Regions from separate parts of the Homo sapiens genome. Here regions 1 and 3 are each linked to region 2. The links are chromatin contacts, found by Hi-C or POLR2A ChIA-PET in ENCODE. All regions are on one chromosome and are shown on one strand. The core of a region is the stretch at or near the end of the contact, and the rest is flanking DNA. Distances in the headings are between cores, read along the strand shown.

What was found. A loop is a pair of places that touch in the nucleus more often than their neighbours do. ChIA-PET counts read pairs that join two places held with the same protein, here RNA polymerase II (POLR2A). Pooled maps may share reads with other maps.
Region 1: a loop to region 2 is called in a map of ascending aorta, with 5 times the contacts of the local background. The contact joins the promoter of FUCA1 here to the promoter of MYOM3 in region 2. A Hi-C loop is called at or near these places in 2 of 168 maps with a recorded cell type or tissue (ascending aorta and ovary) and 11 of 50 pooled maps. POLR2A ChIA-PET finds 5 or more read pairs at or near these places in 2 of 52 experiments (AG04449 and Panc1).
Region 3: a loop to region 2 is called in a map with no recorded cell type, with 16 times the contacts of the local background. The contact joins the enhancer-like site here to the promoter of MYOM3 in region 2. A Hi-C loop is called at or near these places in 2 of 168 maps with a recorded cell type or tissue (ascending aorta and cardiac septum), 1 of 37 single-sample maps with no recorded cell type and 8 of 50 pooled maps. POLR2A ChIA-PET finds 5 or more read pairs at or near these places in 3 of 52 experiments (Caco-2, OCI-LY7 and Panc1).

What each region holds. Positions count from the first base shown.
Region 1 is chr1:23,866,987-23,869,686 of GRCh38, reverse strand. FUCA1 (alpha-L-fucosidase 1) reads left to right here and starts at 1,397. Exons shown (of 8, transcript NM_000147.5): 1 at 1,397-1,789. The coding sequence starts at 1,401. RefSeq lists a silencer at 1,766-1,985.
Region 2 is chr1:24,110,852-24,113,551 of GRCh38, reverse strand. MYOM3 (myomesin 3) reads left to right here and starts at 1,417. Exons shown (of 37, transcript NM_152372.4): 1 at 1,417-1,521. RefSeq lists an enhancer at 707-1,215.
Region 3 is chr1:23,915,019-23,917,718 of GRCh38, reverse strand. No RefSeq gene overlaps it. Among named protein-coding and RNA genes, the nearest start is that of CNR2, 3.0 kb to the right of the region's middle. RefSeq lists an enhancer at 629-678. Within about 2 kb of position 1,343, at least 10 of the 41 ENCODE cell types and tissues checked have a DNase peak (open chromatin) inside an H3K27ac peak, as active enhancers do; they include OCI-LY7, where a contact is called at or near this core.

The DNA of each region.
Region 1 (2,700 bases), core at 148-2,647, 240 kb after region 2:
GAGACCGAGTCTCACTCTGTCGCCCAGGCTGGAGTGCAGTGGTGCGATCTCGGCTCACTGTAACCTCCACCTCCCGAGTTCAAGCAATTCTCCTGCCTCAGCCTCCTGAGTAGCTGGGATTACAGGCGCACCCCATGCCCGGCTAATTTTTGTATTTTTAGTAGAGATGGGGTTTCACCATGTTGGCCAGGCTGGTCTCAAACTCCCGACCTCAGGTGATCTGCCCACCTCGGCCTCCCAAAGTGCTGGGATTACAGGCGTGAGCCACCTTGTCTGTTCAGAGACTTCTGACTTCCGTATTTCCCTCGCTAATGGCCTCACCTCCCGTTTGAGTATGTGCAGCATGTGCAAATTGCAGAGGAACTGGGGAACTTCCCTGCCAGGCAATCCTGGGTCCTCTTGGCTCTCCACTTCCTCCTTCCTTCCTTCCTTCCTCCTTCCTTCCTTCCTTCCTTCCTTTCTTTCTTCCTTGGTCTGGCTCTGTCGCCCAGGGGCTGGAGTGCAGTGGCGGTATCTCGGTACAAACTAAGCTATTTGAAATGCCTCGGAATTCCCAAAGAAAGCTCAGTAAATACCAGACAGATGAAACGGTCCTGCCCGCTCTCCCTCTTTCAGTACCCAGTTTTCTCTTTCCTCTCCTTTCATAACGTTTCTTCCCATCATCCCTCTACCTCCTTATTTCTGTCAGGGCTGTTAGATACCCTTCCGGTCTGTTATCTCCTCCTCCAGCCTTGTGCTACAGGACAACTCAAAAGCCCCCTATGGCTCCCAAGTGATCACTAAATAAAACTCGTGATCTCACTTCAGCCTACCCCTGCAGGATTGCTGCGGCAAAATGGACTACTCCCAGAGGCGTGATCACGGTTCGGTTCACTGCAGCCCAGACTTCCCGGGCTCAAGCGATCCCGAACCTCCCACCTCAGCCTCTCGAGTAGCTGGGACTCCAGACGTGCACCACTACGCCAGGCTCATTTTGTTTATTTTTTATAGAGACAGGCTAGTCTCCAACTTGTGGGCTCAGAGCGATCCTCCCGCCTCGACTTCCGAAAGTGTTAGGATTACAGGCGTGAGCCACTGCGTCCGGCTCAATGGACTCCTTCTTAAATGTGAGTTCTCCGCACACACTGGGCCTTGCTCACCTCCACGATTTAACCTCGCAGTTAAGTCCCTTTTCAAGGTTTTTATTCGTCCTTCAGCGAAGCGCTGTCAACGCCTCCCTGCGTCTTTCCCTTCTTGAGCACCAGAGGGCGCTCCTCCGACCCGAGGAGGAAGCGACTCGGGCCAACCTGTCCAGGTTGTCCCACCCCTTTTTCCTTCCGGGCCAATCGTTAGTCAGAGTGGGCGGAGCCGCCCGCGGGCACCTGCGCGTTAAGAGTGGGCCGCGTCGCTGAGGGGTAGCGATGCGGGCTCCGGGGATGAGGTCGCGGCCGGCGGGTCCCGCGCTGTTGCTGCTGCTGCTCTTCCTCGGAGCGGCCGAGTCGGTGCGTCGGGCCCAGCCTCCGCGCCGCTACACCCCAGACTGGCCGAGCCTGGATTCTCGGCCGCTGCCGGCCTGGTTCGACGAAGCCAAGTTCGGGGTGTTCATCCACTGGGGCGTGTTCTCGGTGCCCGCCTGGGGCAGCGAGTGGTTCTGGTGGCACTGGCAGGGCGAGGGGCGGCCGCAGTACCAGCGCTTCATGCGCGACAACTACCCGCCCGGCTTCAGCTACGCCGACTTCGGACCGCAGTTCACTGCGCGCTTCTTCCACCCGGAGGAGTGGGCCGACCTCTTCCAGGCCGCGGGCGCCAAGTGAGTGTGGTCCCGGGGAGCGGCGCCCCTTCCCGGCTCGGGCGGCAAACAGGAGGTGGGGCTGGGCGGCCAGCTGGGGCGCGCAGCTGCCGGTCGCCCCCATGACCCCGGGGCCCGCGTGTGGCCTCCTGCGGCCACAGGAGTGAGCCTGGCACACCTGATGAGGAGGAGGAGGTGCGTTTGACTGGGGACTGATAAATGAAGGTTCAGGGAGATGGCAGGCTGGGAAGCCCTGGGTATCTGCACCTGTGCACCGAGAGGGCTGAGTTAGGCCATACCTGATGTCCCTTTCAGATTGACAGCACTATCAGGACTCCAGGGTTTCAAATCAGTGGTGTGGAGCCTGGTTCTAATTCAACTGTGAACCTGGACATGTCACTTCAGCCTCCCTGCAGCCTCTTCTATGGTTGTAGAAAGGGGTTATATAAGGATACAACCCTTTGAGCCCTAATGTCTCTAAGAGGGAAAGAGAGGGGAGTTCTGGTGTGCAGTGTATTTGGGCAACAGTACAGATAGTCATTCGTTTGCTCCTCTCAATCCCTTTTACGTAGGAAGTGTCCAGGAAGGGTCTGACTCTCTCTGAGAACTGTTGGAACTTGGGGGTGGCTGGTTCAGAGAACAGAGTAGAGAGCGCTGGGGTGGGGATAAGGGGAGACCACGACCCATGAAGTTGTCAAGGCAGGGGCTTGTCCTGAAGGAGTGAGCCTTGAGAGCCCTGTATTGACAGATGTTAAGTCAGGGAGTGGTTACTATCAGCTTCTAGAAAGATTCATTCGGCTGCTGGGAGAGAAGTGGGTTGGAGAAGAGTAAAAATGGAGGCGGGGAGGTTTCCCCAGCCCCTGGCTTAGAGCAGTCTTCCATCCTTACCTTGGTTCCTCAGCCATCTTCCGGGTTTTCGTTTCTCTTGAACT
Region 2 (2,700 bases), core at 168-2,667:
ACATGGGGGTTTCAGGAGGCGGAGGTTGCAGTGAGCTGAGATCATGCCACTGCACTCCAGCCTGGACAACAAAGTGAGACTCTGACTCAAGAAGGAAAGAAAGAAGGAAAGAAGGAAAGAAAGAAAGAAAGAAAGAGAGAGAGAAGGAAGGAAGGAAGGAAGGAGGGGGGGAGGGAAAGAAGGAAAGAAGGAAGGAAGGAAGGAAAGAGAAAGAAGAAAGAAAGAAAGAAAGAAAGAAAGAAAGAAAGAAAGAAAGAAAGAAAGAAAGAAAGAAAGAAAGAAAGAAAGAAAAAGAAAGGGAGAGAAGGAAGGGAAGGAAGGAAAGGAAGGAACGTGGGGGTTTGTTAGGGGCTTGCCTACAGGAGAGAGAGTCCACTGGTGATGAACTGGACAGGAGAACCGCCTTACATACAGAAATGGTCCAGGGGCGGCGGGCTGGACAACATACCAGTGGCGGCCGACTGGGCAGGAAAACCTCAGCCCCTTGCAAACAGCATGCAGTTTATAGAGCATTTTCACTTTACACCATCCCCTAATGACCTCCACCTGGCAATCTTCATTTAACCCAAAACTCAGGGCCTCAATCCCCTGTATGGCCAGCGTTCCACCAGAAGGGACGGGACGGGGGCTCAGATATTCATCGTAGGTAAGAAACGGGTTGGCTACTCCCCAGATTCCTTAGCTCGGAACACATATTCAGGTCTTCCACACAGGGTCATTCTTGGAGCGTGCTTCAGTTATCCCTGTCAGGTGCGTTTACCCTATAAGAAGGCCCTTCAGGGGACACTCTGGCAGCCTGAGCAGTTTGCACAGTGAAGCAGTAGGTGGCTCCCCAGCTCCTCCTGCCTGCACCACACCACACACACATGACTGTGGTCAGGGCGGGGGCCGTGTAGTAACTACCGGAGTGGTGGAGGGACCAGGAGCCACACATTGCTGTTTTAGCCAGTGACAACTTCTGAGCACGAAACACTCACTTTTAGGTCATATTCCTTCCACCGTCTTCATGAAGTCCAGGTGCCCAGTCTCACTGTCTCCGTTTTTCAGAAGGCAGTCAGTTCAGGGAAGCTGAGCGCCTTCCCCAGGGCACCCAGTCAGCCGGGGCAGAATTCAGATCAGAACTCCCGACAGCTGAGAACGCCGCACGGGATCTGCCCTCCATACGACCATGCCTGAGCCGTTCCCTCCTTTCCATTTTAACAGGGGCTTGGGTTGGGCAGAAAGGACCCAGCTGAGAGGAGGAGCAGTGTGGGGGGACGCGGCGGACAGCTCCACCTGTCGCTGCTGCCCAGCAGGCTGGAGACACGGAATGGCCCCTCCCCTTGGCCCCCTGTCCCCGATGCCATAGTTCTCATCCATTGTCATTGTACTGTCTCAGTGCTGCTATATTTAAGACGGTGCAGTCTCCGGGATCGCATTCTTCTCCCGGTGCCCGCTGAGCCGAGGGCAAGAAGAGAACAAGGACCCTCTCGGCCTCAGGAATCTTCTCCCCAGAGACTCCTAAGTGGGCACACTGCTTCTGTGAGTCACCCCCAGAAATCAGGGTGGGGGAGGGATGCCTCCTAAGAGTCAGCCACTGGGGAGTGATATCTGTGGGTGCATGTGTGTGTGTGTGTGCACGTGTGTGTGTTTGTGTGTATGTGTGTTGTGTGTTGTGAAAGGAGCCTGGGAAATTTGTGCTGAGGCAGCACCCAAGTGAAAATGGGAGGGGATTCCAGAAACCCCTGCCCCATCCCACTGTTCTGTGTGGCCCTGGGTCTTCTGAGAGCTGAGCTGTCTGTGATGTGAAAGTTGCAAAAAAAAAAAAAAGAGTGGGGGCTGCCCTGGGAACTGGAGTCTTTCCTGTGATGGAGCAGCGATAAGCGGGAGCCAGGCTAAGCTGGCAAGTTCCACGAACTTAGAGCGGAGCTGGCTGAGCCCGGCTTGGCCAACCCCACAGGCAGGGAAAGAGAGCGAGCCCTCGGATCCCAAATCTTAGAGCTGGAAGGGATTTCATCCAGTGCCTGACAGGAAACCGAGGCCCAGACGGGAAAGGAGTTGCCTCAGCTCATGACTGGCAAGGGCAGGATTCGGCCTCGCGGAAGCTGGTGGAGCCACTGGCTAAGAACACGTCCCAGCCTGTGCCACCCGCCGCCCGCAGGATGTGTCTCTGCTCCCAGCCACCATCCGCCCCCATCGCAGCTCCTGGAGGGGTCTTGGCTCAACTGCTGTGCATTCCTCTTTCCCTCCTGAAGAAGGGGAGAGGCCTCCTCGGCAGATGGAGGCTTGGGAGGAAAGCAGAGGGGAATAGGGAAGGCCACGCAGTGGGACCTCTGGCCCAGATTTTTGCACCCCAAGAGAGGGAAGCGGGGGCAGTTTCCCCTCCACGCAGGCACACACAGTGTTCCGGGAAGAGGCACCCTGGTCCTTTGGGAAAGGGCAGTGAGGCCGCAAACTTGTCCCTGCTTAATACCACGCATCAGTCAGTGCTTTAAAAAGAATTGGTAGCTCATCCGCTAAAGCCAGGGGTCTGGTTGCTGGAGGCCCCGAGGTCAGGGACGAGCGCCAGGCCCCTGCCTGCTGTGCTAATCGGGAACAGAGCATCCAGGGGAAGGGAGCCAGTGGCTGGTGCCAGGGAATGTTAACTCTCAGCCACTGGAGCCAGGGCCATCGTGTCCCAGGAAAGCTGGGGCAGAGTGGGGGGTCCTTGCTCCACCTAGG
Region 3 (2,700 bases), core at 94-2,593, 200 kb after region 2:
AAGTATATGAGGTAATGCATATGCTAATTGGTTCAATTTAGCCATTCTACAATGTATATGTATATTACAAAACATCACATTGTACATGTTAAATGTATACAATTTTTGACAATTCTAAAAAATTAATTAATTTTAAAAGGAATACTGTATAGCAGGGTTTAAAAGGCAAAACATAACAACAGTTTTGGTGAAAATATGTTATCCCATATGATTGCAGACACATTTTGTTTTATTTTCCCAAGTTAATTCAGGGACCAACATTTACACTGAAAACTGAATAATCTTTTTTTTTTTTCTTTTCCTCCATCGCCCAAGCTGGAGTGCAGTGGTGCAGATCATGGCTCATTGCAGCCTTGACCTCCTGGGCTCACATGACCCTCCTGCCTCAGCCTCCTGAGTAGCTGTGAGTACAGGCATACATCACCATGCCCAGCTAATTTTTTATTTTTTGTAGAGACAGGGTCTCGCTATGTTGCCTGGGCTGGTCTCGAACTCCTGGGCTCAAGCAATCCTTCCTTCCTCCTCGGTCTCCCACAGGCCTGGGATTACGGACATGAGCCACCATGCCTGGCTTTGAACCATCTTAGGGTCAGTTGGTTCAGACAGTGCAAAGACTGCTTCCCTGTGGCCTGACAGGAAAAGTATACCTCTCGGGAATGTTCCTCCTCAGATCAGACCCTCAATATGACAGCACTCGGCCCCAGCATGGGGTAGATCCATCCTGTAGATGGCGGCATCTCACAGTACAAGGGCTGCTGAGGCCAGCTCTACCCAAGGAGCTGAGAAAACCGCCTCCTAAACCCTCACCTACAATTGCTCCTGGCCCTCCCAGGGCAAAAAGAGAACAGACTTCCCCTGTGGGCCCCATCAGCCCTGCCCAGGGGACTGAGAGATCATGGAGCTTCCTTATTGATTCTCTTGTCCAGTGCTGCCCATAGGGAGTCCAAGGACCGACAGCATCTGCTTCCCCTGGGAATTAGTTAGAAATGCAGATTCTTGGGCCCCATCCCAGAATACTGAATCAGAATCTCTGGGAGTGGGGCCCAGCAATCTGTGTTTTGGGGTTTTGTTTTTCAAGTCAAGGTTCTCTCTCTGTCACCCAGCCTGGAGTGCAGTAGCATAATCAGAGCTCACTATAACCTCAAACTCCTGAGTTCAGGCAAGACCTCCTCCCGCCTCAGCCTCCCAGAATGCTGGGATTACGGGCATGAGCCTCCTCACCCGGCCCCAATCTGTGTTTTAACAGGCCCTGTGGGTGACTTCCATGCACTCAGGCGTTTCAGGGGCACCTGTTATCTCCAACTTCCTCATTTTAGGAATGGAGAAATTGAGAACAGATACAGGAAGCAACTTGTTGGTCAGCCAGGCAATGGCAGAGACCACACAAAAACTCCGCTTCCCAGCGTTCCTTCCACTTGAACTTTCAGTAACTTCCTTTCTTTCTTCCTTCGTTCATTCATTCCTTCACTCATTCATGCCTTCCACCTCCAATTACATGCTTTGGGCTGCAATGGAGGACCAGGCGTTTGGGGACAGCCTCACCCTTCTTCCCCATGTGGGGCTTTCTCAAGGCCAGAGGTCTAGGATTCAGGATTGTGGAAGCATCTGCTAGATCTCTTCCAGCTCACCCCTGGGTCTCCAATTCCAGCCCAGATAGGAGTCTGATGTAGGCTGCAGGCGGGCCCCACTCCCCAGCTCCTTCTGGTCTTCTTTTCCTCTTTCTTGGCACCTGGGGCTCTCTGTCCCATTCCTCACTGCCAATGTCTTGCTCTTGGGAGAGATGCAAGGGCTGGAGGCTGTTACTGTTCCATTTCCCAAAGGGATGAATGATCAAATTAAAGGCCCTTCCCAGCAATGGCTTTGCGCTGAAGGAGCCAGGACTAGGTCCAGACCAGGGTTCGCAAGTTAGCATCTTGAGCTGGATAATTCCTTGCTGTAGGGCTGTCCTGTGCATTGCAGAATGGTTAGCAGCATTCCTGGCCTCTCCCTAGCAGATGTCAGTAGAATTCCTCCACCAGGTTGTGACAACCAAAAATGTCTCCAGATATTGCCAAGTGTCCCCTCTGGGTGGTGTTGCCAGATAAGACAGAGAATGCCTGGTTACATTCTTTTTTTTCTTTTTCTTTTTTCTTTTTTTTTTTTTTTTGAGACAGAGTCTCACTCTGGAGCCCAAGCTGGAGTGCAGTAAGGCGATCTCGGCTCCCTGCAACCTCCGCCTCTGTGGCTCAAGCATTTCTCATGCCTCAGCCTCCTGAGTAGCTGGGACTACAACTACGCACCACCACACCCAGCTAATTTTTTGTATTTTAGTAGAGATGAGGTTTCACCATGTTGCCCAGGGTGGTCTTGAACTCTTGATCTCAGGCAGTCCATCTGCCTCTGCCTCCCAAAGTGCTGGGATAACAGGCGTGAGCCACCACGCTAGGCTGAGCATTCTAATCGCACATAAGCAACAAGTAATTTTTAGTGCCTGAATGTCTCAACTATTGTTGCATTACCTCACATACTTATTTTTGTGGTGAGAACACTTAAAATCTACTCTCCATCATCTTCAAGAATATAATTCATTGGGCCAGGTGGGGTGGCTCATGCCTGTAACATTTTTTACTTGAAGAATCTTGCAACTCTACCTCAGGGGCAAAATCTTTCTTCATTGGCCCAGATCAGGGTCTGGGGTGTGGGGAGCAGTTAGTGAGAGGA